Linked DNA regions of Homo sapiens: regions 2 and 3 are each linked to region 1. The links are chromatin contacts, found by Hi-C or POLR2A ChIA-PET in ENCODE. All regions are on one chromosome and are shown on one strand. Each heading gives the region's core, a stretch centred on a gene start or an enhancer-like site at or near the end of the contact. The rest is flanking DNA. Distances are from core to core; before and after follow the strand shown. Region 1 holds the start of EEF2KMT (eukaryotic elongation factor 2 lysine methyltransferase). Region 2 holds the start of LINC02164 (long intergenic non-protein coding RNA 2164). Region 3 overlaps SEC14L5 (SEC14 like lipid binding 5).

Evidence for each region. A loop is a pair of places that touch in the nucleus more often than their neighbours do. ChIA-PET counts read pairs that join two places held with the same protein, here RNA polymerase II (POLR2A). Pooled maps may share reads with other maps.
Region 2: a map with no recorded cell type shows a loop between it and region 1 (2.8-fold over the local background). The contact joins the promoter of LINC02164 here to the promoter of EEF2KMT in region 1. A Hi-C loop is called at or near these places in 1 of 168 maps with a recorded cell type or tissue (GM12878), 7 of 37 single-sample maps with no recorded cell type and 3 of 50 pooled maps.
Region 3: a pooled map shows a loop between it and region 1 (5-fold over the local background). The contact joins the enhancer-like site here to the promoter of EEF2KMT in region 1. A Hi-C loop is called at or near these places in 1 of 168 maps with a recorded cell type or tissue (thyroid gland), 1 of 37 single-sample maps with no recorded cell type and 4 of 50 pooled maps. POLR2A ChIA-PET finds 5 or more read pairs at or near these places in 1 of 52 experiments (WTC11).

What each region holds. Positions count from the first base shown.
Region 1 is chr16:5,096,051-5,099,998 of GRCh38, forward strand. EEF2KMT (eukaryotic elongation factor 2 lysine methyltransferase) reads right to left here and starts at 1,745. Exons shown (of 8, transcript NM_201400.4): 1 at 1,594-1,745. The coding sequence starts at 1,689. RefSeq lists an enhancer at 1,364-1,989 and silencers at 1,426-1,585, 1,756-1,885, 2,196-2,735.
Region 2 is chr16:5,219,559-5,223,506 of GRCh38, forward strand. It overlaps LINC02164 (long intergenic non-protein coding RNA 2164), which reads right to left and starts at 2,107. Exons shown (of 3, transcript XR_933033.2): 1 at 947-2,107. All of the region lies in intron 1 of LOC105371067 (a long non-coding RNA gene), which reads left to right.
Region 3 is chr16:4,975,144-4,979,091 of GRCh38, forward strand. The region is part of intron 2 of SEC14L5 (SEC14 like lipid binding 5); the gene reads left to right. Among named protein-coding and RNA genes, the nearest start is that of SEC14L5, 19 kb to the left of the region's middle. Within about 2 kb of position 1,793, at least 8 of the 41 ENCODE cell types and tissues checked have a DNase peak (open chromatin) inside an H3K27ac peak, as active enhancers do.

The DNA.
Region 1 (3,948 bases), core at 495-2,994:
TCCCTCACCCCTGGCCCACCCTGCTCACTCCACTCCAGCCACACTGGCTGCCTTGGTGTTGTTCCTCAACCACAGCTGGCTTGTTTCCACCACAGGGCCTTTGCATATCCTGTTCCCCAAGCCCTTCCCATGGCTGGCTGCTTCACCACTCAGGCCCCAGTTCAAATGCCACCTCTTTGGGGAAGGCTTCCCTGATTCCCTGACTTTGGTGACTCTTCTTCCCAGTTCCCGCATTCACTATTTCCCTGTTTTATTGGCTTTAAAGCCACTGTCATCTGGTCTTTTCTTGTTTATTTATTTGTTTATTCTCTGGCTCTCCCATGCAAGCAGAGCCTCATCTGTCATGGGTACTGCTGATCCATGGTGCCTGGCTCACAGAAGGCATTTATTAAACATTTTGAGACTGAATAAAAACACTAGCTAACACCAACATGTATTTACCATGAGCCAGGCACTGATCCACAGGCTTTTGTACTCAACCCTGACAACAACCCTAAGAGGTAGGTATCATTATATCCCCCATTTTATTAATAAGAAAACAGCACAGAGAGATGCAGTCACTTGCCCAAGGTCACACAGGGCCAGGGGCTGGGCCAGGATTCGAAGCAGACAGGCTGTCTCCTGGGTCTGAACTCTCAACTACTGCACCCTAATCAAACAATCCCTCTGGTCAAATGTGAGTGGTAATAATAGTACCCACCTCGTGGGTGTTGAGGGTGAGCCCAAGTTAGCATTCAGCGTGGGCATGTGAACAATTACAGTCAATACTGAATGGAGACCTATGATGCTTTTATGAAGGTTTCTATTTTGGGTTAAAAATGCACGAATTTCTCTTGACCAGAAATGATCTCTGAGTGCAAATATTTTATGTCAATGGAATAACGCAAATGATTAAGCAACACCCCATAAAATGGGGCAGACCCAGGGAGGAATATATATCCAAACTCACTCATCCCAGTGAGCTCACCGCACATGAATTACAAATGAGGCCGGGTGCATTAAGCCCCTCTGCTGGCAGAAGGGAGGCTGCTGCCTGCCATGGGCCTGTGCTGAGAATGGCAGGTCCCCAGGGCGAGGAGAGGCCACCCCCTTCTCTGTCTCTTCCATCACAGGCGTGACAGCCTCAGAGCATGAGCCGATTCTGTGCAGTGCTCAACATACAGATGAGAATACTGAGGCACGAGGGACAGCCTGTGACCCGGTCACCGCGCTCAGGAGGACGTGGTTACCTGCGGTCCTGACGGCGCTGACTTTTTAGAATGGGCGAGGGCAGCTGTGTCCCAGTGACCAGAACGATTACTGCCTTTAAAAAGTCGTGAAAATGATCGTGAACTGTACCCCACACCGAGCGCGCGTCTGCCCCCCAAGGCTGTGGAGACGCCCCCAGCTTCCCCCGCCAGCTCGCGGGGCAGGAGGGGTGCGAGCGACTCTGGCCAGGCCCCAGGGACGGGGACCGGGTCGCGCGGCCCTGACCGGCGGGAGCCCAGGAACTCACGTGGCGGGAGCGCCAGGGGCTTCAGCACGGAGACCCGTCCCGTCTGCCCCTGGACTCCCGCGAGCCCCGCGGGCCTCTCCGCTCGCCCCGCCGCCCACCTGCCAGGGGAAGGAGCGCAGTGTGCGTGCCGCCAGGAAGCGGCGCTCGAAACTCTGCAGCAAGAGTTCGGTCCCCGCGTTCTCCTCGGGCGCCATGACGTGGGCGGGGCCGCAGCGTTGCCGGCAGACCGGGCGGAAGCCCGGCCTGGACTGAAGAGGGGGCGGGCCCAGGGCAGTGAGCGGGGGCAGAGAGGGGGCGGGGCCCGGGGGTCCCCCGGGGGTCAGGAGGAACGTCGTGGGGGCGGACTCTAGGGCGGGGCCAGGATGATTGTTATGAGGGCGGGGCCTGGGGTGGGGCCAGGATAAGCGTCGTTGGGGCAGGTCCTGGGTAGGGGGCAGGTCCTGGGTAGAGTCCAGGTTGGCGGGTCCTGGGGCGGGGCCAGGATAGGGCGATCCTGGAAGCTGGGCTTCAGAAGCGTCCAGGTTGGTGGCGTCCTGGAGGCGGGGCCTTGCGTGGGGGCAGGATAAGAGTCCTGGAGGCGGGCATTAGGGCAGGGATAAACGCCATTGGGTTCAGGAGGCGAGACTCGGAGCAGAGCCCAGGAGACAGGTCTTAGGGCGGCGCTAAGGCCAGACCCAGAGAAGAGCTCAGGAGGCGGGGCCGGGGCGGGGCGTTGACTATGTCGTAGCACATGGCCAGGCGGTGCTCGGACTCTGGGAGGCGGAGCTTAGGACGGGCCGACGTGGGGAGGGGCCCAGGGTCCGGGAGGCGGGGCCGAGTCCGGGCTGCGGGCTGCGCTCAGGAGGCGGGCCCTGGGAGGCGGAGCTTAGGGAGGGGCCGGTGTCGGGAGGGACCCAGGGACTGGGAGGCCGGTCGGGGCTGGGCTCAGGGGCCGAGACCTAGCTGGGCTTGGGGCGGGGCCGAGACGGAGCGAGGGGTCCAGGGCGTGGGAAACGGGGAGGGGTTTGAGGAGGGGATCGGAATGTGGCTCAAGTTCGGGAGGCGTTACCTGTGGAGGGTTTGAGGCAGGCCCAGCAGCGAGGCCACGGTCTGCCGACGCGGGGCCAGGGGCGGGCCCCAGGATCCGGAGCTTAGGGCGGGGCCGAGTCCGGGTTTGGGGACCGGGAGGCGGGGCCGGTTAGGGCGAGGGTCCCTGGGATCGTCGGGTCAGGCCTTGGGCCAACGTAGGCACTCTCGCAGTTCCTCCGCCTTCAGGAAGGTCTTTTTGGCAGGGGCCCTACGGGTGCGCGCTTCGGTCCTGGAGGCCTTATCCAAGCCTCCTCTCCATCAGCGCCACCCGTCTGGGGTCCGAAAGGAGGGAGCTTTCCCTCTGTCCCCCAGCCTTTGGACTGTCACCAAACAAGCCATTCGTTCACCAAATACTTATTAAGCGCCTACCAGGTACCTGACAAGGGAGATGTAACGGTGAGAAAAACTAGGTGTGGTCCAGGCCCTCCAGGGGCTCAGGGGCTCGTGGAAGAAGTGGACATTGAAGTATTTATCACACAAATGAGTATAAAAGTACAATAGCGATATCTGCCACGAAGGCGAGCAGACAGAGCTAGCGGGGCTTGCAGGAGGAGTTTTGATCTTGCAGGGACAGGAAGGAGGAGTTAGCTCCTGCGGGGTGGGATTGGGGGTGGTGGTGATATAGACGTGGGGACAGAGTGGAAAACAACAAAAATATAATTAATTTAGTTCAAAGTTATTGTGTCTTGAGTTGAAAGGCAGGGCAGTTAGCAACACAGTTCAGATTTCAGTACTGCCCCTGAAATCTGAACTGTGTTCAAAGTCTAAAACGTTTACCTTAGCAAATCCCTCATAAAACTCCATTTGGAAGAGTCCCGAGAGCTAATTTGTAAAGTATACTTGCAGAAGGTAGATGAGGAGACAGATTAAATCTTATTACCTCTTTCAGATGAGAGGCTCTTGAGCCCTGCTCAGCTATGAGAATAAGAGGGGAATTAATTCTAATAGAATACACTTGTTCTCGCATAGCTGTTGTTCCCCACCAGAACCAAATGAGCTCAAGATCTGACAAAGAAAAAAAAAAAGGTTCATCTTTTATTCCCCCAAACACTTTCATTTAAATCAAGAGGGTGGGATGTGGTTATTGCTGTGTTTTTAGACAGAATCAACAGTTTCTGGGTCTGAGATATTGCATACACCCTCTCAGTCCCTGTATCCTGAGATAGAGTCACCTGATAATCCACAGCAAGTCCTAACCAGGGATGGGTCTGGGTGCTTAAGGAAGGTTGGCTTCAGAACTGGGCCAGGGGCACTGCTTTGCTTTTGCTGTTTTGATCAGCTCTCTGCCTGCAGGAGACAAGGAAAACCAATGGTAACAAGTTAGTTACACTCATAAATCCTGGGCTTATTTTATTAACTCACATAATAGCTATTAATTGCCTTTC
Region 2 (3,948 bases), core at 857-3,356, 120 kb after region 1:
TTTAGTCCACGCAGACTCTCACAGAAATCTCCTCTGGAAACACCTCCAGAGTGCTCATAGGCACACCCCCTAATAACGCTTTCTCTAGGTATTCCTTAATTCAGTCAAATGGACACCTAAAATGAGCCGTTACAAGGTGTCTTCTTTGGGATGCCTCAAGTTACAAGTATAGTCAAAACATTACATTTGAGATCCTTGCATAGAAATATTTTGGAAATATGTTTATTTTCTTGTCTGGACAATTCTATGTTGCTTTAGAGAATGGCCCGCATGGCTTTTAGCTTAGTGATATACAAGATGGGTCATGTTTGCATAGGGGTGAGGTAGTGCCACATTTTAAATTAACTATTGATTAGTGGGATTTGTGTATTGAGGTTAATCAGGTACAACAAGAACAGACAACTTTACTTGGATTCTTTTAAGCTCAAGTACATAAATTTAATGCAGGGTAACTGTATATTAGAAACAACATTTTTTTTTTTGTCTAGAAGTAATCAATGTAGTCTCAAAGCTGACAATAACAAGCAAAATTCAACCTTCTTCTATTTGGGCGAATATGGTTTTTATTTTCTTCTTAGGTTATGGAGCAAAGGGGACATATTTCTCTTTCTTGGAAAAATCTCACTATATATGGTGAGCAACAGCCCATTACCGTGGAAGGGACAAATGCAGTATTTTCCCAACAAGGAGTCACCTTGCATTCCCAGAGATAGCTGGAGCTGAAGTACAAGGATTTGTCAGGGAAGAAATATTGTTGAGCTTCCTACTAATTCAGGAGTGTCTTCAGGTTAAATTGGAAGGTCTTGTGACAAGGCTGAGAAAAATACACCAAGTGAGAGTTTTTGCTGAAAGATTACTGTTTCTTGATGCCAGATGTATGAAGCTATGATTGCATTTATCATGAGTGTGGGACCAAAGACTGAATTTTAACCACAGGGTTGCTTACCTGGCAGTCTCTCAAGAGATCCTGGAGTTCACATCTTTCTGAAATCAAAACAAACAAATAAACAAACAAATAACTCCCCCACCTGTCCTTTTAGAACTTGGAAATGGTTATAGTTCTTCAAGCCTGGACAGAGAAAAACTGAGGAGAGGGCACCTGAGTGATCAAGGTATTTTTTCTCTTGACACTCATGTAGAAGCTTTGGGGCCTGATAACATCAGTCTTTGTGACCTCTTAGAATCCTTTGTGATTTCCTGGATTCTTCAGATTCTGTTTGTTGACCAAGGGGCACGCACCGTGGTCAGGCCAGCACCTCATCTTTTCTGCAAACCACTTTCTCCTATTTTCAGAACAGTATTATTCAGTTTATGTGGTTCAGGGAGGTCACATGACTCAGCCTTGTCCAATCAGAGGACTCAATCCTGCTGGCCACATTGATTGGTCCAGGAATGGATATATCCTAAGAATGGACCAATCACTACTTTCCATGAGTCTTTTCTCAGAGGTTGTGGGAAAGACACTTTCTCCTAAGCTGGTATTGAGGGCTGTGTGTAGTACACAGGCTTGAGACCGTGAACTGCCGTCTTGTGTCCACCTGGATAAAGCTTGTCTGATAATAAAGCAAAGTGGAGCTGAGGGATAAAGAGAGAGACATACAGAGGACCCTGATGACATTATTTGAACCTAGATGCAGCTAAGTCTGAAGCTAGTTGTCCGGAATTGGTGGGTTCTTGGTCTCACTGACTTCAAGAATGAAGCTGCGGACCCTCACGGTGAGTGTCTCAGTTCTTAAAGAGGGCGTGTCCGCAGTTTGTTCCTTCTGATGTTCGGATGCGTTCAGAGTTTCTTCCTCCTGGTGGGCTCGTGGTCTCGCTGGCTTCAGGAGTGAAGCTGCAGACCTTTGTGGTGAGTGTTACAGCTCATAAAGGGAGTGTGGACCTAAAGAGTGAGCAGCAGCAAGATTTATTGCAAAGAGCCAAAGAACAAAGCTGCCACAGCGTGGAAGGGGACCCCAGCAGGTTGCCACTACTGGCTGGGGCAGCCTGCTTTTATTCCCTTATCTGGCCCCACCCACATCCTGCTGATTGGTCCATTTTACAGAGAGCTGATTGGTTGGTTTTACAGACAGCTGATTGGTCTGCTTTGACAGGGTGCTGATTGGTGCGTTTACAATCCTTTAGCTAGACACAAAAGTTCTCCCCCTCCCTACTAGATTAGCTAGATACAGAGGGTGGACACAAAAGTTCTCCACCTCCCCACTAGATTAGCTAGATACAGAGTGTCGACTGGTGCATTCACAAACCCTGAGCTAGACACAGGGTGCTGACTGGTGTGTTTACAAACCTTGAGCTAGATACAGAGTGCTGATTGGTGTATTTACAATCCCTTAGCTAGACATAAAGGTTCTCCAAGTCCCCACCACACTCAGGAGCCCAGCTGGCTTCACCCAGTGGATTCTGCACCGGGGCCGCAGGTGGAGCTGCCTGCTAGTCCTGTGCCGTGCGCCCGCACTCCTCAGCCCTTGGGTGGTCGATGGGACTGGGCGCCATGGAGCAGGGGGCGGCGCTCGTCGGGGAGGCTCCGGCAGCGCAGGAGCCCACGGCGGGGAGGCTCAGGCATGGTGGGCTGCAGGTCCCGAGCCCTTCCCCGCAGGGAGGCAGCTAAGGCCTGGCGAGAAATCCAGCGCACTAGGACCATCCCCTCAAACTTGCGGGGTACATAAGTTGCCAGTATTTTAATGTAAGCTGGTTTGAATTGTGTTTCTGCTGTTTGCAAGTGAACTTATTGGTTAAATCTGGAAAGCTTCAGTGCATTACTCAATCCAGAGAAAGAGGGTGGTTTCAACACATAAGGCAGAAACATGGCATTGAATTGTTTTCATTAAAACAGAAATACCCAATAGCTCCAGTTAGAACATTTCTCAGCAAAACTAAGAGGGTGGTGGAAGGAGTTTGGTGGAAGCCTTAAAAAGCCCTTATCTTATTGAGGAGAGGCAGGCAGAAGAAGAAGGAATGATAACATTTGGTGAAGGCAGGGGTTGGCATCTTGTTTCCATAGAATGATAGAGAAACATATTTATGAATGCTTGGAAAGGGAAAGTCAATTCCTAAAGACAAGAGGGAGCAAACAAAAGCTTGTTCCAACCAGGGAAAAATGAAAATAGGAAATAAAGGAAAATAAATAACAAGCATGAAGCAGTATCAAAGGATCAAAATCAAGCATATCACTTACACTAAGTAGATTGTACTTTTTTTTTTTTTAATTAAAAGACAGTGACTGTCAGTTGGGATTAAAAAAACAAAATCCAAAATCTGGGTTTCAGTGTCATCTGTAAAATGTAGATATAATGACTGTGGTGAGTATCTGTGTGTGCATGTGTACATATGTGTATGAGTTTATGTAGGAGTACACATATACTTAGAAGCACAAATGAGTCATGCTCTATACAACATTGTGCAGCTCCTTTTTTACAGAAGCCACATGTCCTAAGGATCTCTCTATGCTGGCGCATAAAAGCTTGCTCCATTTTTTAGTAGCTGTGCATATTCTGCTTTATGGCTATACCATAAATTCATTTAGCCGAACTCCCATCAGGGACACTTCGGTTGTTTTGGTTGTTTGCTTTTCTAAACGATGCTGCAATAAAATTTCCTCATGTACCATTTGGGGTCACTCATGCAGTTGTATCTCGAGGATCAGTCCCCAGAAGTGAGATTGCTGGGCAGAGGGTCCGTGCACTTAACATGTTGAAAGATATTACCAAATTAGACAGTTTAACTTGCAAATGTGTCTTATTAGGAGAAATCTGTTAGATTAAGTCCACCTTGTAAATGTTATATTTGAGTAGTCCATTTATTAAATTGATTTGTGTTCTGCTTCTTCCCCAAAAGGGCTCAAGGAAGCTTATAGCAAGAGGCAAATCAAATAAGGCTGAAAATAATAAACATGCGGACAAAAGCCAGTATGGCAACAGTTTTTGAGCACTTACTACATGCCAGACACTG
Region 3 (3,948 bases), core at 543-3,042, 120 kb before region 1:
GTTACTTCATTTAGAATAATGACCTCCAGCTCCATCCAAGTTGCTGCAAAAGACATTATTTTGTCACGCCTGTAATCCTAGCACTTTGGGAGGCGGAGGTGGGCGGATCACAAGGTCAGGAGATCAAGACCATCCTGGCTAACACGGTGAAACCCCGTCTCCACTAAAAGTACAAAAAAATTAGCTGGGCATGGTGGTGGGCGCCTGTAGTCCCAGCTACTTGGGAGGCTGAGGCAGAAGAATGGCGTGAACCCGGGAGGCAGAGCTTGCAGTGAGTCGAGATCATGCCACTGCACTCCAGCCCGGGTGACAGAGCGAAACTCCATCTCAAAAAAAAAAAAAAAAAAAAGACATTATTTTGTTCCTTTTTATGGCTGAGTAGTATTCCGTGGTGTATATATACCACGTTTCTAAAATCCACTTATTGGTTGATGGGCGTTTGGGTTGGCTCCATATTTTTGCAATTGTGAATTGTGCTGCTATAAACATACATGTGTATGTGTCTTTTTCACATAATGACTTCTTTTCCTTTGGGTAGATACCCATATTTCAATTTTTTAAAAAAGAGTTGGAGGAGGTGAGTAGATTGATATCACATCTGTGCTGAGGTCCCCTAGACTTGCAGGGGGAAGGAAAGGGGTTGATAGGGAGACTCCTGAAGAGTATGACAGGCGATGGGGGCACCTTACTCAGTGGCTGCGTAGTGGCCAGGCCCCCAAATCAGGCCTGCAGAATAGAAAAGGGAAGGGAGAGCATTGGGCTGGAAGATGTTGGTGCAGCTTGGATATTCTTTCTGCATTCTTACTGGACGTTTTGGCGTAAGTGGCATTCCAGCTTCCTTTGAATTTGGATGAGGAAGAACAGGAAGGAAGGAAGGAGGGGAGGAGGGATCATCTGTCAAGTGATTAGCAGAAATAGCTTTTTGTACTTTACAGAATCTCACTCATTTTTAAAATTTAAATTTACTTAAATGGTGATGTAGAATGAACCATGTGCCAGGCACTGCTCTAAGCACATTGCATGAGCTGACTCCTTTATTCTTCTGACAAGTAGCAAGGTAGCTACTTTTCTTACTTCCCCTTTTACACACAAAGGAATTAAGGAACTGAGAGCTTGATGATTTTTTCACACAGCTGATGAGAGGCAGAGCAGAGATCCCAACCCAGGCCCCAGAGCCCACTCTCTTAAGGGCGGTGCTATGCTGTTGTTCATTCATTCATCCTGTAAATGTCTATTGAGTGTGGACTATGTGCTAGGCATTTTGCAAAGCACTGCAAATTCAGGGATATCAGCGGCTGATGACCCTATTTCAGTAGTTGTGATGTATGAAGCAATAAAATAGGCCCACCTGAGTGCTAGTTGGGAGGTTCTATGATTATTGCACTTTACAAATGAAAGAGGGGTTACCCAGCCTGGAATTGGGCAAGTCTGGGTGGGAATTCAGGGCTATTTAGCTCCAGCCTCCCATCTCCAGATGCTAATTGTGTCAATATGGATTTTCCAGGATGGGGACCCGTAAGAGGCAGCCCTGCTTGGTCCCTGCCTGCCCCACTGTGGCCCTGCAGCTGTGGGCTCTGGGCTTTGGACCATCTCCTTTTCTGAGCAGGCAGGCTTGGATGTCCTCTCCAGCCACCTGGCAGAAGGGCTGTAACTGAATCCTTCTGTGGCCTTGTGTTCCTGAGAGCACCAAACCATGTGTTTGTTTAGCAGGGAGAGGCTCAGGTCTCATTTGTGGGTGGTCAAGCCAACTGTAGGGACAGGAGCCGGCAGCTGAGGCTCTTAGGCAGGGACAAAACTAGTGGTGTGAGCTGGTTTCCAACACAGAAAGGTCCCGTCAGCTGTTTGATCCCGTAGGACCTTGGGAGGTATGAAAGGCACAGGGGCTGGGCCCTGTTTGGTCTCTGCCAGGGCCTCTCCCAGGGCAGGGTGCCTGCGGCCCACAGTTTCTCAAGGTCACAGCAATGTTTAACAAGGAAAGAAAATAAATGTAATTATTCCAGAATACAAAAAGAAACCTGCAGGCCCAGGTGCAGTGGCTCACGCCTGTAATCCCAGCACTTTGGGAGGCTGAGGCAGGCAGATCCCTTGAGGTCAGGAGTTCGAGACCAGCCTGGCCAACATGGTGAAACCCCATCTCTACTAAAAGTACAAAAATTAGTTGGGTGTGGTGGTGGGTGCCTGTAATCCCAGGTACTTGGGAGGCCGAGGCAGGAGAATCGTTTGAACCCAGGAGGCGGAGGCGGCAGTGAGCTGAGATCGTGCCATTGCACTCCAGCCTAGGCGAAAGAGTGAGACTCCGTCTCAAAAAAAAAAAAAAAAAAAAAAAGGAAAAAAAAAGAAAAGAAAAAGAAACCTGCAGAGTTAAAATGAACACATGCTGAATTAAATGCCTACCAAGGGCAACTTCATGCCAGGCTGTCATCTGGACCTCAACTGTGATGAGCTCATGTATATGTAAATCACGGAAAGTGGATGCATTTTAATGTGTGTGATGTGATTGACATGGGTAGAGCCCAGGACCTGTGAAGGCCTCACAACCATCCTGCGAAGAGAGGTGCTCTATAACCTTCCGGGGCTCCCTGGTCCCTTCTAGGTAAGGTCCCTCTCCACTTGGCAGGCGTTTGAATTTTATTCAGCCAGTGTTTTTATTTTATTTATTTATTTATTATTATTATTTTTGAGATGGAGTCTCTGTCGCTCAGGCTGGAGTACAGTGGCATGATCTCGGCTCACTGCCACCTCCTCCTCTCAGGTTCAAGCAATTCTCATGCCTCAGCCTCCCGAGTAGCTGGGATTACAGGTGCGCACCACCACGCCTGGCTAATTTTTTGCATTTTTAGTAGAGACAGGGTTTCACTATGTTGTCCAGGCTTGTCTTGAACTCCTGGCCTCAAGTGATCCACCTGCCTCGGCCTCCCAAAGTGCTGGGAGGATAGGTGTGAGCCACTGTGCACAGCCTTTATTTTATTTTTTAAAGAAACAAGATCTTGGCCGGGCGCGGTGGCTCACGCCTGTAATCCCAGCACTTTGGGAGGGCGAGACGGGCGGATCACGAGGCCCCGAGATCAAAACCATCCCGGCTAAAACGGTGAAACCCCGTCTCTATTAAAAATACAAAAAAAATTTGCCGGGCGTAACGGCGGGCCCCTGTAATCCCAGCTAACTTGGGAGGCTGAGGCAGGAGAATGGCGTGAACCCGGGAGGCGGAGCTTGCAGTGAGCCGAGATCCCGCGACTGAACTCCAGCCTGGGCGACAGAGTCAGACTCCGTCTCAAAAAAAAAAGGAAAAAAAAGAAACAAGATCTTGCTCTGCCACCCAGGCTGGAGTGCAGTGGCATAATCATAGCTCATTGCAGCCTTGACCTTCTATGCTCAAGCGATTCTCCTGCCTCAGCCACCTGAGTAGCTGGTATTACAGGTACGTGCCACCACACTTGGGTAATTTTCTTTTTTAAAAATATTTATGTATTTATTTTTGAGATGGAGTCTCGCTCTGTCACCCAGGCTGGAGTGCAGTGGTGCAATCTGGGCTCACTGCAAGCTCCGCCTCCTGGGTTCAGGCCATTTTCCTGCCTCAGCCTCCCGAGTAGCTGGAACTACAGGCGCCTGCCACCACGCTCGGCTAATCTTTTGTATTTTTAGTAGAGACGGGTTTCACCGCGTTAGCCAGGATGGTCTCGATCGCTTGACCTCGTGATCTGCCCGCCTTGGCCTCCCAAAGTGCTGGGATTACAGGCGTGAGCCACTGCACCTGGTTAATTTTCTTATTTTATGTAGAGATGAGGTCTCACTATTTTGCCCAGGCTGGTCTCGAAGTCCTGGGCTCAAACAATCCTCCTGCCAGGATTACAGGTGTGAGCCACTTCACCCGACCTCAGCCAGTGTATTTAATATCTTCTCCAAGTCAGATGCAGGAAGGGGATCTTCAGGCAAAGAGGCTGGACCCTC